2 separate regions of the Homo sapiens genome follow, and region 1 is linked to region 2. Evidence: chromatin contacts called from ENCODE Hi-C or POLR2A ChIA-PET data. All regions are on one chromosome and are shown on one strand. The core of a region is the stretch at or near the end of the contact, and the rest is flanking DNA. Distances in the headings are between cores, read along the strand shown. Region 1 holds the start of USP27X (ubiquitin specific peptidase 27 X-linked). Region 2 holds the start of ELK1 (ETS transcription factor ELK1).

Region 1 (5,813 bases), core at 1,169-3,668, 2.2 Mb after region 2:
TGGTAACATTTGCTAGGATCTGGGTCCAGATCCACATAAGGACAAAGCATCTAAAGATTTTGGTGACACCCTCCACACGTGATTCAAAACAAAAGCATCATGTAATCAGGAAATGAATGTAAGGAAGTACAACAAAGTTCTGATTTTTCCCACGAGGACTACTTAAAAAAAATCAAATGTCAAACTGTTTCTGGTATTTTTTCTTTTTTGATTTTTTGTCTTTGGTGCCTCTTCTCTGCTAGTGACATAGACTTTCCTTAGTGTGCCTTTTGGGGAAGCCATCCCTGATTTCAGTAGCCCTGGAGTAAGTTGGAGTGCTGTGTCCACAGCTCTTGGTACATCTGGCCCTCGGTCAGTGCAGAATAAACATTTGTTGAGTGAATGGTGACAGAGCCCTCCATTTTCAGAACACGCTGGCCTGGGCAGAGTCCAGGTGGACCTATGGGCTTCTGCAGGAAGTTGATCACTAAGTCAACAAGTTACCATGGCTAATCTTCAATGGTAGACAGTCCCAGGTACACAGAGATCTTTAGGTCTTTTTGTTGTCAGTCTGGAGGTGGGATGAGAGTATCCTCCACCCCCTCATCCATGACCTCGGTTGTTTTTAGCAGCAGCAGCAGCAGCAGGATTCCTTCAGTGAGTGTGCTAGTTGCAGTTCCTCTGGTTGCAGGCCACAAAGGGCAGGCATTTATTGAAAGGATGCTGGGGTGCTTCAAGGAATTGAAGCAAGAGCTGACTCAGGAAGGGTAGGGCCCAGGGCAACCCTCAGTTTTATGGGAACCACGCATCCTCCTTTCAAGGGCTCCTGATTCCTGAGGCCCAACTCCTGCTGCTAACCCTAGGAGGCCTCCCCATCCCCTCCCTAGAGGAAGGGGCCAGGTGGAGAGCTGATGTCCAGTGCTGAGCAAGGAGAATGTTGCTAGGGTATGTATACTCAGGCAGCACAGCCACACAAGCCAGACAGCGTGCACTAGGCTACAGCCAGCCACCACCAGGATTAGGGGACTAGACTCTTCCTAGAACACTCTTTCTCCTCCTACTCCTGTCCTGATGCCTGCCCTGGGCTGCACTCTCTGGGACCAGCAGCTACAGCCCGACACCCTCGAGCCATGACCCAGGTCTGAGCCACTTGCTCTGGGCACACTCCTCGTGGGCTCTGGGGTGCTGCTGCCCAGTGCCAGCAGCCCCTTGGCACAGGGGTTCCCAGAGGCCTCTCAGCCTCATGTCCGACTCCCTCTCCCTGCTGGCAGCTCCACAGGCTTCTTTCCACTTCCACCTGCTGCCCCCCTCCCCCGGGATGCTGCCAGGGCTTAAGGGTCTTGGGAGTGTGTCCTGTAGTTTAGGCCCCCTCTCAGCTGTAGGGGAAGTGCCAGCTGTAGGGATGGCCTTGTCGTGCCTCGTCCCTCCAGCTGGCCTTGGAGAGAAGAGGTGGATTGTGCCATCGGGCTGCTCAGCGTCTGCTGGGCCAGGAGGCCGGCTGTCAAGCCATTAACCCACCCGTGGCCTTGGGAGCCCAGGAGGACGCGAGCAGCAGGCCCAGACCCTGCAGAGCGCTGATAAGATGGGCCAGGGACGCGCCTCTCCAGGCCCAGCGGCCTTGGTAGCCCGGCCCCCCCGGAGCTGGGGTCCAGGCCTCCCCAGAACTGCAGCTGGAGCTTCATCCTTTTCGGGAAGCGCAGGACCTGGCGTGGGAAGGGAGACAGGGACGAGGCTAGAGGCAGGCTCGGCCGCCGAAATGATGGCCTGTCACGGCTTCTGCCTGCGCTCCCTAGGACCCCCCTCAGAGGGGACATTTCACAGCCTCAGAAACATTTCTGGACTTGGCACCCGCTCGGCCCCCAGCCCCGCAGTGGCCGAGGGAAGCCTGCATAGACGAGGGGAAGGACGAGGAGAGGGGAGGAGACGATGAAGGGGGTCAGAGCAGCGATTGGAGCCGAGAGCTGGAAGCGCCTTAAAGAGACTGCGCGGTCCCCGCCCCCCTTCCCGCCAGCCTCAATGAATTAGAGCTGTGTTTCCCAAACTTGCCTGATCATAAGCAGCCTCTGGGGCCCTAGTTAGAGATACAGGTTCCGGAGTACCTCCCTTCGAGATTCTGATTCAGTAGGCCTGCGGGTGGAGCCAAGGAATCTGTAATTTTAACACGCTCCCCACGTGATTCTCGTGAACAAGCAAGTTTGGAAAATACTGAATTAAAGGAAACGGGGCCTGGCTGCAGAAGCAGCCTCCACTAGGGGGCTTCGGCGGGAGGATTCCCGGGGGCGTCGCCTGCTTCCGCCGCCGCCTCCTTCAGTGAAAGTCCCTTTTGGGTCCAGCTGCCACAGCCACCGCGCTCCCTCAGGCCGGGCGGGGGACACCCCAGGTCTGCGTGGCCCCCGCGCCGCCACGCCCAGTGGCCGCCCGAGCCCTGCGAGCAGGGGGAGGAGCCGCCGCCAGTGGAGGCGGAGGAGGTAGAGGAGGCGGAGACGGCGGAGAAGGCGGAGAGGAAGGTGGAGGCGGAGGCGAAGGTGGAGGGGAAGGCGGAGGCGGCGGGGAAGGCGGAGGCGGCGGGGAAGGTGGACGCCACCGAGAAGGTGGAGACGGCGGGGAAGGTGGACGCCGCTGGGAAGGTGGAGACGGCGGAGGGTCCGGGCCGCCGGGCTGAGCTCAAGCTGGAGCCCGAACCCGAGCCGGTCCGGGAGGCGGAGCAGGAGCCGAAGCAGGAGCTGGAGGATGAGAACCCAGCGCGGAGCGGCGGTGGCGGCAACAGCGACGAGGTTCCTCCCCCCACCCTTCCCTCCGATCCACCGCGGCCCCCCGATCCCTCTCCGCGTCGCAGTCGTGCGCCGCGCCGCCGACCCCGGCCCCGGCCCCAGACCCGGCTCCGTACCCCGCCGCAGCCTAGGCCCCGGCCCCCGCCCCGGCCCCGGCCCCGGCGCGGCCCTGGGGGCGGATGCCTGGATGTGGATTTTGCCGTGGGGCCACCAGGCTGTTCTCACGTGAACAGCTTTAAGGTGGGAGAGAACTGGAGGCAGGAACTGCGGGTTATCTACCAGTGCTTCGTGTGGTGTGGAACCCCAGAGACCAGGAAAAGCAAGGCAAAGTCCTGCATCTGCCATGTGTGTGGCACCCATCTGAACAGACTCCACTCTTGCCTTTCCTGTGTCTTCTTTGGCTGCTTCACGGAGAAACACATTCACGAGCACGCAGAGACGAAACAACACAACTTAGCAGTAGACCTGTATTACGGAGGTATATACTGCTTTATGTGTAAGGACTATGTATATGACAAAGACATTGAGCAAATTGCCAAAGAAGAGCAAGGAGAAGCTTTGAAATTACAAGCCTCCACCTCAACAGAGGTTTCTCACCAGCAGTGTTCAGTGCCAGGCCTTGGTGAGAAATTCCCAACCTGGGAAACAACCAAACCAGAATTAGAACTGCTGGGGCACAACCCGAGGAGAAGAAGAATCACCTCCAGCTTTACGATCGGTTTAAGAGGACTCATCAATCTTGGCAACACGTGCTTTATGAACTGCATTGTCCAGGCCCTCACCCACACGCCGATACTGAGAGATTTCTTTCTCTCTGACAGGCACCGATGTGAGATGCCGAGTCCCGAGTTGTGTCTGGTCTGTGAGATGTCGTCGCTGTTTCGGGAGTTGTATTCTGGAAACCCGTCTCCTCATGTGCCCTATAAGTTACTGCACCTGGTGTGGATACATGCCCGCCATTTAGCAGGGTACAGGCAACAGGATGCCCACGAGTTCCTCATTGCAGCGTTAGATGTCCTGCACAGGCACTGCAAAGGTGATGATGTCGGGAAGGCGGCCAACAATCCCAACCACTGTAACTGCATCATAGACCAAATCTTCACAGGTGGCCTGCAGTCTGATGTCACCTGTCAAGCCTGCCATGGCGTCTCCACCACGATAGACCCATGCTGGGACATTAGTTTGGACTTGCCTGGCTCTTGCACCTCCTTCTGGCCCATGAGCCCAGGGAGGGAGAGCAGTGTGAACGGGGAAAGCCACATACCAGGAATCACCACCCTCACGGACTGCTTGCGGAGGTTTACGAGGCCAGAGCACTTAGGAAGCAGTGCCAAAATCAAATGTGGTAGTTGCCAAAGCTACCAGGAATCTACCAAACAGCTCACAATGAATAAATTACCTGTCGTTGCCTGTTTTCATTTCAAACGGTTTGAACATTCAGCGAAACAGAGGCGCAAGATCACTACATACATTTCCTTTCCTCTGGAGCTGGATATGACGCCGTTTATGGCCTCAAGTAAAGAGAGCAGAATGAATGGACAATTGCAGCTGCCAACCAATAGTGGAAACAACGAAAATAAGTATTCCTTGTTTGCTGTGGTTAATCACCAAGGAACCTTGGAGAGTGGCCACTATACCAGCTTCATCCGGCACCACAAGGACCAGTGGTTCAAGTGTGATGATGCCGTCATCACTAAGGCCAGTATTAAGGACGTACTGGACAGTGAAGGGTATTTACTGTTCTATCACAAACAGGTGCTAGAACATGAGTCAGAAAAAGTGAAAGAAATGAACACACAAGCCTACTGAAGTGACACACAGACCTACCTGCAATGGAAGATGACGACACCAATACTACAACTGGCATCGAGATCTAAAGGACCTACTTGACCATGGCCCATGGGCCTGACAGAGTAAGAATTGAACAGTACCCAGTGTCCAAAAGGTCCTGATTGGAAGAGAAATAGAAGGGGAGGGAGAAGAGGCTCTAGTCTAAGCAGTTGATGAAAGGGAAATTAAATGGTAGAAACACTCTGGGTGAGGAAGGCAGGAGCAGGAAAATGCTGACACTGGTACATATCCTATATTCCTCCAAAAGATTGTGTGGGAAAGTGTGGGGGGGAGGGGGGTGGTGGGGGGGGAGTGTGCCCTTGTAACCGTAAAACATCTTTCTCCATGGGTGTTTCAGCTTCAATTGACCAATCACATAACAGTTATATGTTTGGGGGGAAAAAGAAAAGTTTCTAAAAAATGTAGCCCATTACATATATGGGTATGAAAGCAGAAAAGTGGAGGAGGCAGGGATATCATTGACAAACACCTTTGCCAGTTTCTTTGTATTCGTGATTTTTTGTGCTATTAAATGCAGTATTAAAACAAGAAAAGCCCACCTGGGCTAGTGAAAGGAGAGGAAATAAGGGGGCTTGTAAAAGGGGAGCCGTCGCTCCAAAAGTAGAGAAGACAAGAAATGCTGTAAGATAAGCAACCAACGCAGACAGGCCTCAGCTAAGAGTATAGTGTGTGTGTGTTAAAAAAAAAAAAAAAAAAAGAAAAAAAAAAGCTGTATGATATACTTGAGCAAATCAATGAACCTCTTTGCGATTGTTTTATCATCTGTAAAATGCAGATAATTCCTACCTTAAAGGGTTATTGTTAAAGATAAAATGATATAAAAATGTGTCAAAGTATAAAGTAAAAGGCTTGGAACTTTGTAGGGACTCAGTAAACGTTTGTTGGATCCAAACCTGAAACTTCTTTGGACCAGGCCCAGAATGCATCAGAGGTGGGGGTCAGTCCTGCCTGAGACCCCTGGACAGAAGGGACACACATCATGTCACATACAGTCACACACACATTCTCCACAACTCCCTCCCCAATGCTGTCTATTTAGAGTACCAAGGCAATGAACTCCACTTTTGTCCCTTGTGTGCAGGGCATCACAGTGGGTGCCACCTGGGATTGGGGGTGGAAAGGACCACAGCTGTCCCATAAGGTCATTATTCTGTCCTTTTGGAGGACAGTCATGTTGCTTTCATGATTCAGATCCCAGTGATGGGACTCTCA
Region 2 (5,273 bases), core at 2,296-4,795:
TCACCTTCCCTATGCCTAAGATTTCAACCACCCCCAATACTCGATTCCTACCTGCCCTATTTCATTATTTCTTCTCAGCATTTGTCTATTATGCTAATTTTACTTATTTATTTTGTTCACATAGTCTGTCTCCCCAGCTTGGGTTTTTTTTTTTTTTTTTTTGAGACAGAGTCTCGCTCTGTCACCCATGCTGGAGTGCATGGTGCAATCTTGGCTCACTGCAACCTCCGCCTCCTGGGTTCAAGCAATTCTCCTGCCTCAGCCTCCCAAGTAACTGGGATTACAGGCGCACGCCGCCACACCCAGCTAATTTTTTTGTATTTTAGTAGAGATGGGGTTTCACCGTGATGCCCAGGCTGGTCTTGAACTCCTGAGCTCAGGCAATCCACCCACCTCAGCCTCCCAAAGTGCTAGGATTACTGGTGTTAGCCACCGTGCCCAGCCTCCCCAACTTTTAATAAATGTCAGCTCCACAAGCACAAATATTTCGCCCTGTTTCGTTCCTTGCCATATTCCAGCACCTAGAAGAGTGCCTGGTACTCACAAGGGGCTCAGTAAAGGTTGGTTGCAGGAACAGTCCCAACTAATTAGCTCTCATATCCCTTCTTCTTCCTCATGTGACCCCTACACTGGTGTCTCAAATTATCTTTTTCCCATTTATTCATGGGATAAATTCTTATTGAGCATCTGCTGTTTACCTGGTACATTTTCAGTTGCTGGAGACATAGCGGTGAATGAGCAGACAAAAACTGAGTCCTCATGGGACTCACATTCTAATGAGGAGAGACAGACAACAAACAAGTAACCCACACAGTGTGTCAGACAGTGATAAAGGGCAACGGGACAAATCAGGGACCTGGCTTGAGCCCTGCTGGGTGTGCAGCTTCAGATGGTCAGGGAGGGGTTGACTTTTTTTGTTTTTACAAGTAGCATTGTTAGGAACTTCTTTTTTATACATGTGCCTTTGTATAGTATATTCTAAGTACCATGGTGTGACAATCAACCTTTAATGAAATAACACTACCCAGGTACAACAAAATCAAATCACTCTTAGAAACATCTTTTACGCCTGTGCCTTTAAGAGAGTGTATTACACACACCACAGTGGTTGTTTTTTGGGTTTTTTTTTTTCAGAAAAAGGGATCTCGCTATATTGCCCAGGCTGGCCTGGAACTCCTGGGCTCAAGCTATCCTCCCACCTCAGCCTCCCGAGTAGCTGGGACTATAAGTGCACACCCCTGTGCCCAGCTACACACCACAGTTTTGTGAACACATTCTTTCAATGCAACAACACAGTCCTTATTCACATATACAACTAGCACTCTTAGAAACAGCTTTTATACCTATGCCTTTACAGAGCATATTACGTACCTCAGTCTTGTGAACACATCCTTTTGAAAAGGAGGAAAACCCTTACTCATATATAAACTGGCATTCTTAGAAACATCTTTCATACATGTATCTTTTTATACTGCATTCCACACACCACAGTGTGGTAAACATCCTTTGGGGGTTGGTATTTGAACAGAGTGCTGAAAGGAACCATGCAGAGATCTGGGGGTGGTGTTCAAGGCACAAAGAACAGCCAATGCAAAGGCCCTGAGGCTGGCCCATGCCTGCTATGTTTGAGGAGCTGTGTGGTGGAACCAGTGTGGTTGGAGCACAGTAAGGGGGTGGGAAGGTATAGGCGGTAATGCTAGAAAGGTTACTTGTTTTACCATTAATTCACAGTTAATATTTATTTACACTGGAAGGGATTCTAGTTCTGATCCCCCATTTCACAAATGAAGAAAAAGGCACAGAGAGGAAGTGGTTAAATCACTCATCTAAGGTCACACAGCTGCTGGGATTGGGGGGTGGGTGGGTGCTGAGAGAAGGTGAGGAATGAAGACTGCTCTGCAGGCAGAGGGAACAGCAAGAACAAAAGCTTGGAGGTGAGAACTAATTTGGTTTTTAAGGACTGAGGCCTCACGTGGGGTGGGATGAGATCTAAGAGGGGAGCCTCAAAAATTATCCTGTGTCCTGAGTACTTCCTGGGCCACCTTTGAGTAAGGAATTTAACCTCCCTATGGCCCAATTCCCTCACTACCTATCTCATGGGGTTGTGGTGAGGATTAAAGGAACTCATTCATATGAAACACTCTGCCTGATATACGGCAGGTGCTCAATAAACGCTAGCTCCTATTGGCATTACTATCATCACTGGCGCTAATGTATTCACTTATTGTAGTGAGGCAGAACGTCTTTGTGGTTACGAGTGTGACCAGGCTGACCCACTATTAAGAGGTGGAGGACAGGGAAGGCCGTACAGTGCTCCATCACAAGGAAAAGAGGATCAGCACGTTCTCTTCTGGGAAGGGAAAAAAAAAGAGAAGGAAATTGAAAGTACACGGCCGATCTTCCCCCAATTACAAAGCACTGGACTCACGGGAGGGTATGCGGGGGACTGTGCAAGCATACAGGGGTGTGGGGGAGGAAGGCCAATGAACAGATCCACTGCAAAGGGAGGGGTGATGAGGCTCATCGTCTGAGGGGAAGGGGAGCAGAAAACCTTACAGACTCCTGCACCACAGTGAGAGGAGAGAAAAGCCATCACACAGACTGATTCAAAGCAGAGAGGGAAAAGGCTATGGACTGAGCTACTGAAAATAGGGAGATGTAAAGCACTAAACTAACCCACTATTAAAAAGGAGAGAACCCCAAGCGCTAGAGCGACAGTCTACGAAAAAGAGGAGACAGGGCAATGGACTGATAGCTAAAGGGACGTGAATCCAAACATGAAGACTGATCCACTATAAAATGGTGGTGGTGGTGGTGGGGGGGGGGGGTGGTTTTGAAAAAAGCCATGGACTGATGCATTGGGGGACTGGAGGAGGCAGGAATACAAACTCAGGTAGACTCACTGTTAAAGAGGGATGCGGAGGAGTGCGGCGCCACGGATTGATTCGCTACGATGTACAGGAAGGGTGGAATAAATAAGGCCACGGACGGGTCTCCTGAAAGTTGAGGCTAGGAGAAATCCAAACACTCAGATACACCTACTATTAAGGGGGCTGAACACTGTCACAGGCTAGCTCCCTATAAGTGGGGGTGGGTGGGGGGCGGGTGGGGGTAGGGGTAGGGGGAAAGCCTATGGACGAGTCCACCCTAAGTTGGCGTGGGGAAAAACATAAGCACGCAGACCGATCCATTATACAACGGGAGGGGGAGGTTAGGCCACGGTCAGATCCACTATAAGGGACGAAGGGCTTGAGCAATGCCACACGCAGGTCCACCAGCCGTGGTGGTGGCGGCGGGGAGTCGAACACCAGCAGGCCACCGGCCAAGCCACATCCTCTGCGCGGGGGCGGGAAGGATACGTGGGGTCACGGACTGGGCCCTCCACCCTCCAGGCCCAGAGCTCACCTGTGTGTAGCGTGGCGGTGGCGTTGGCAATGTTGGCAGCTCCGGGGGGCGGGGGCTCCATACGCGGCCCCACCGCCCCCCAGGCCTGGGTTCCGAGGCGGCGGTGGAGGTGGTGGTGGCGGTGGCGGCGGCAGCACCTAGAAGCCGCCCCTGCGTTTCCCTACAGCTCACGTGGGCCCGAGGAGGAGGAGCCCAATGTCCCGCCGCTCGCTGATTGGCCAAAGCGCTATTAATCGGCCGCAAGGCCTCGAGGGGTTGGGGGACGGGCCCTTCCCTACAGAGCTGTGCCGTGATTGGCGTAAGGGGAAATGATGGAACGCTCACGGCCCCTGGAGTCCCGAGGAGGCGCGTTCGGCCTTCACGGTGCTCCACGCCGATTGGCTCAAGGACTGACGGACTGTGAGCAACTGAAAAGGCTCGGGGCCTGTGTCGGGGGGGCGGGGGTCTGCCTCACACTGATTGGCTTACATGGGATTGATGGAAGACAGCCCCCAAGGACGGGGGTGGGTGGCCCTGTTTTTCTCTGATTGGCGGACGAGGGACTTCTAGACCCCTGCCAAAACACCAAGGGGGCGGTGTCGCACGCCATGCTGCTCAGCGGAAGCAGGGCTTGTATAGAAATGGGCGTAGCAGCCGGCGGGAGTGGGTCGGACTGGGCTCCGCGTAGGCGGGCAGGGCAGCTCTACGGTTAGACAAGACCATAGAGCTGGGTAAAGACGAATTTAGAACACAGCGGAGGTAGGAGGGCAGGATGGCTGTCAGGCACACGAAAGAGCATTGAGTGGCAGAAACGAAATGCTTTCAGAGGGCAGGGTTGAACTGCGGCCAGAGTTAAAAAGGGGAGGAACCTGGCTCTGCATTGATTGGCGGTGGCTGGACTCAACCTAGAATAGGGGCCCGACTAGGGAGAGCGGGATCCAGGTCTGTGCCCATTGGAAGCTGGAACACTTACAAGCAGGGGCTAAGACAAGGTAGGGCTGAGTTAGGGTTTGGGTGTAATTTGGGGTACCTGGGGAATGATTGGGTGTGTGAAAGCGTAAACCTTAGGGCCCTTTGATTGTTGTGGGAATGAACAAACCTCCACCATGAATTGGCCCATTCTCTATGGCAATTCAAAGGGTGGCGTCTAGGAAAAGGAATGGAAGAAAGGGTGAGGTGGGGGGCCCAGGTTGCCAAGATGACAGAAGAGAGGGCAGTGCATAAGGTCAACTGGCAAATACTGCCAGGCAACAGGCTGGAGGCAGGACTGCTGGGGCATTTTGGAGGTTCCACAGAGAGACTGGATCTCTGGGTCTCTCAGTAACTTTGTGCCCTAGGAACAGGCCCCCGTGGCAACTAGCAGGGTTTATGGGGAAAAAGAAGGGCCATGTGACTCAAAGGCATTCAGGCTCTTTAATGTCTGAGGATGGGGGGAAGAAGTCAATGGTGAGGCTTCTCTGGGAAATTCTGCAGGCCTTGTAGTTCTCTAAGCCCCTGAAAAAGAGGACAGAAGAGATTGAACAAAGACTGGGTCTGGGTTACGCCCCCAGGCTTGCTCTGACCTCCCTCCCTTGACTCCAGTTTAGAGGGAAAGATGGTCCTTCCCTTCTTTCGCTCTCTTCCTTCTTCAGGTCACCACCCTAAACACAGAGTCTGGTAGTGGGGTGAGCTGCTCTCACCTCTAGCAACATGTGGATATGGGCTTTGATATTCATGGAGTCCTTGGTGAGGCTGTTGCTGAGCCTAGAGAAAAGAAACAAGAAAGGGCAAAATGGGCCCCACATGATTATGATGACCCTTCCTTATCACTTCAAGATCTACTTATATCCTGGATGATTTCCACCTGGCTCATTCCTATGTGGAAATGCCAAGCCACCATCTGGTTTTCA

What was found. Hi-C counts contacts between places; a loop is a spot of excess contacts on that map. ChIA-PET counts read pairs that join two places held with the same protein, here RNA polymerase II (POLR2A). Pooled maps may share reads with other maps.
Region 1: a pooled map shows a loop between it and region 2 (6-fold over the local background). The contact joins the promoter of USP27X here to the promoter of ELK1 in region 2. A Hi-C loop is called at or near these places in 1 of 168 maps with a recorded cell type or tissue (B cell) and 5 of 50 pooled maps. POLR2A ChIA-PET finds 5 or more read pairs at or near these places in 1 of 52 experiments (T-cell).

What each region holds. Positions count from the first base shown.
Region 1 is chrX:49,877,066-49,882,878 of GRCh38, forward strand. It overlaps USP27X (ubiquitin specific peptidase 27 X-linked), which reads left to right and starts at 2,419. Exons shown (of 1, transcript NM_001145073.3): 1 at 2,419-5,493. The coding sequence starts at 3,243. The coding sequence ends at 4,559. USP27X-DT (USP27X divergent transcript) reads right to left here and starts at 2,291. Exons shown (of 2, transcript NR_026742.1): 1 at 2,026-2,291; 2 at 1-1,682. RefSeq lists silencers at 2,241-2,650, 2,691-2,770.
Region 2 is chrX:47,647,018-47,652,290 of GRCh38, forward strand. ELK1 (ETS transcription factor ELK1) reads right to left here and starts at 3,546. Exons shown (of 7, transcript NM_001114123.3): 1 at 3,406-3,546; 2 at 2,904-3,009. It overlaps UXT (ubiquitously expressed prefoldin like chaperone), which reads right to left. Exons shown (of 7, transcript NM_004182.4): 6 at 5,064-5,127; 7 at 4,779-4,878. The coding sequence ends at 4,825. RefSeq lists a cis regulatory region at 3,009-3,989 and a silencer at 3,321-3,730.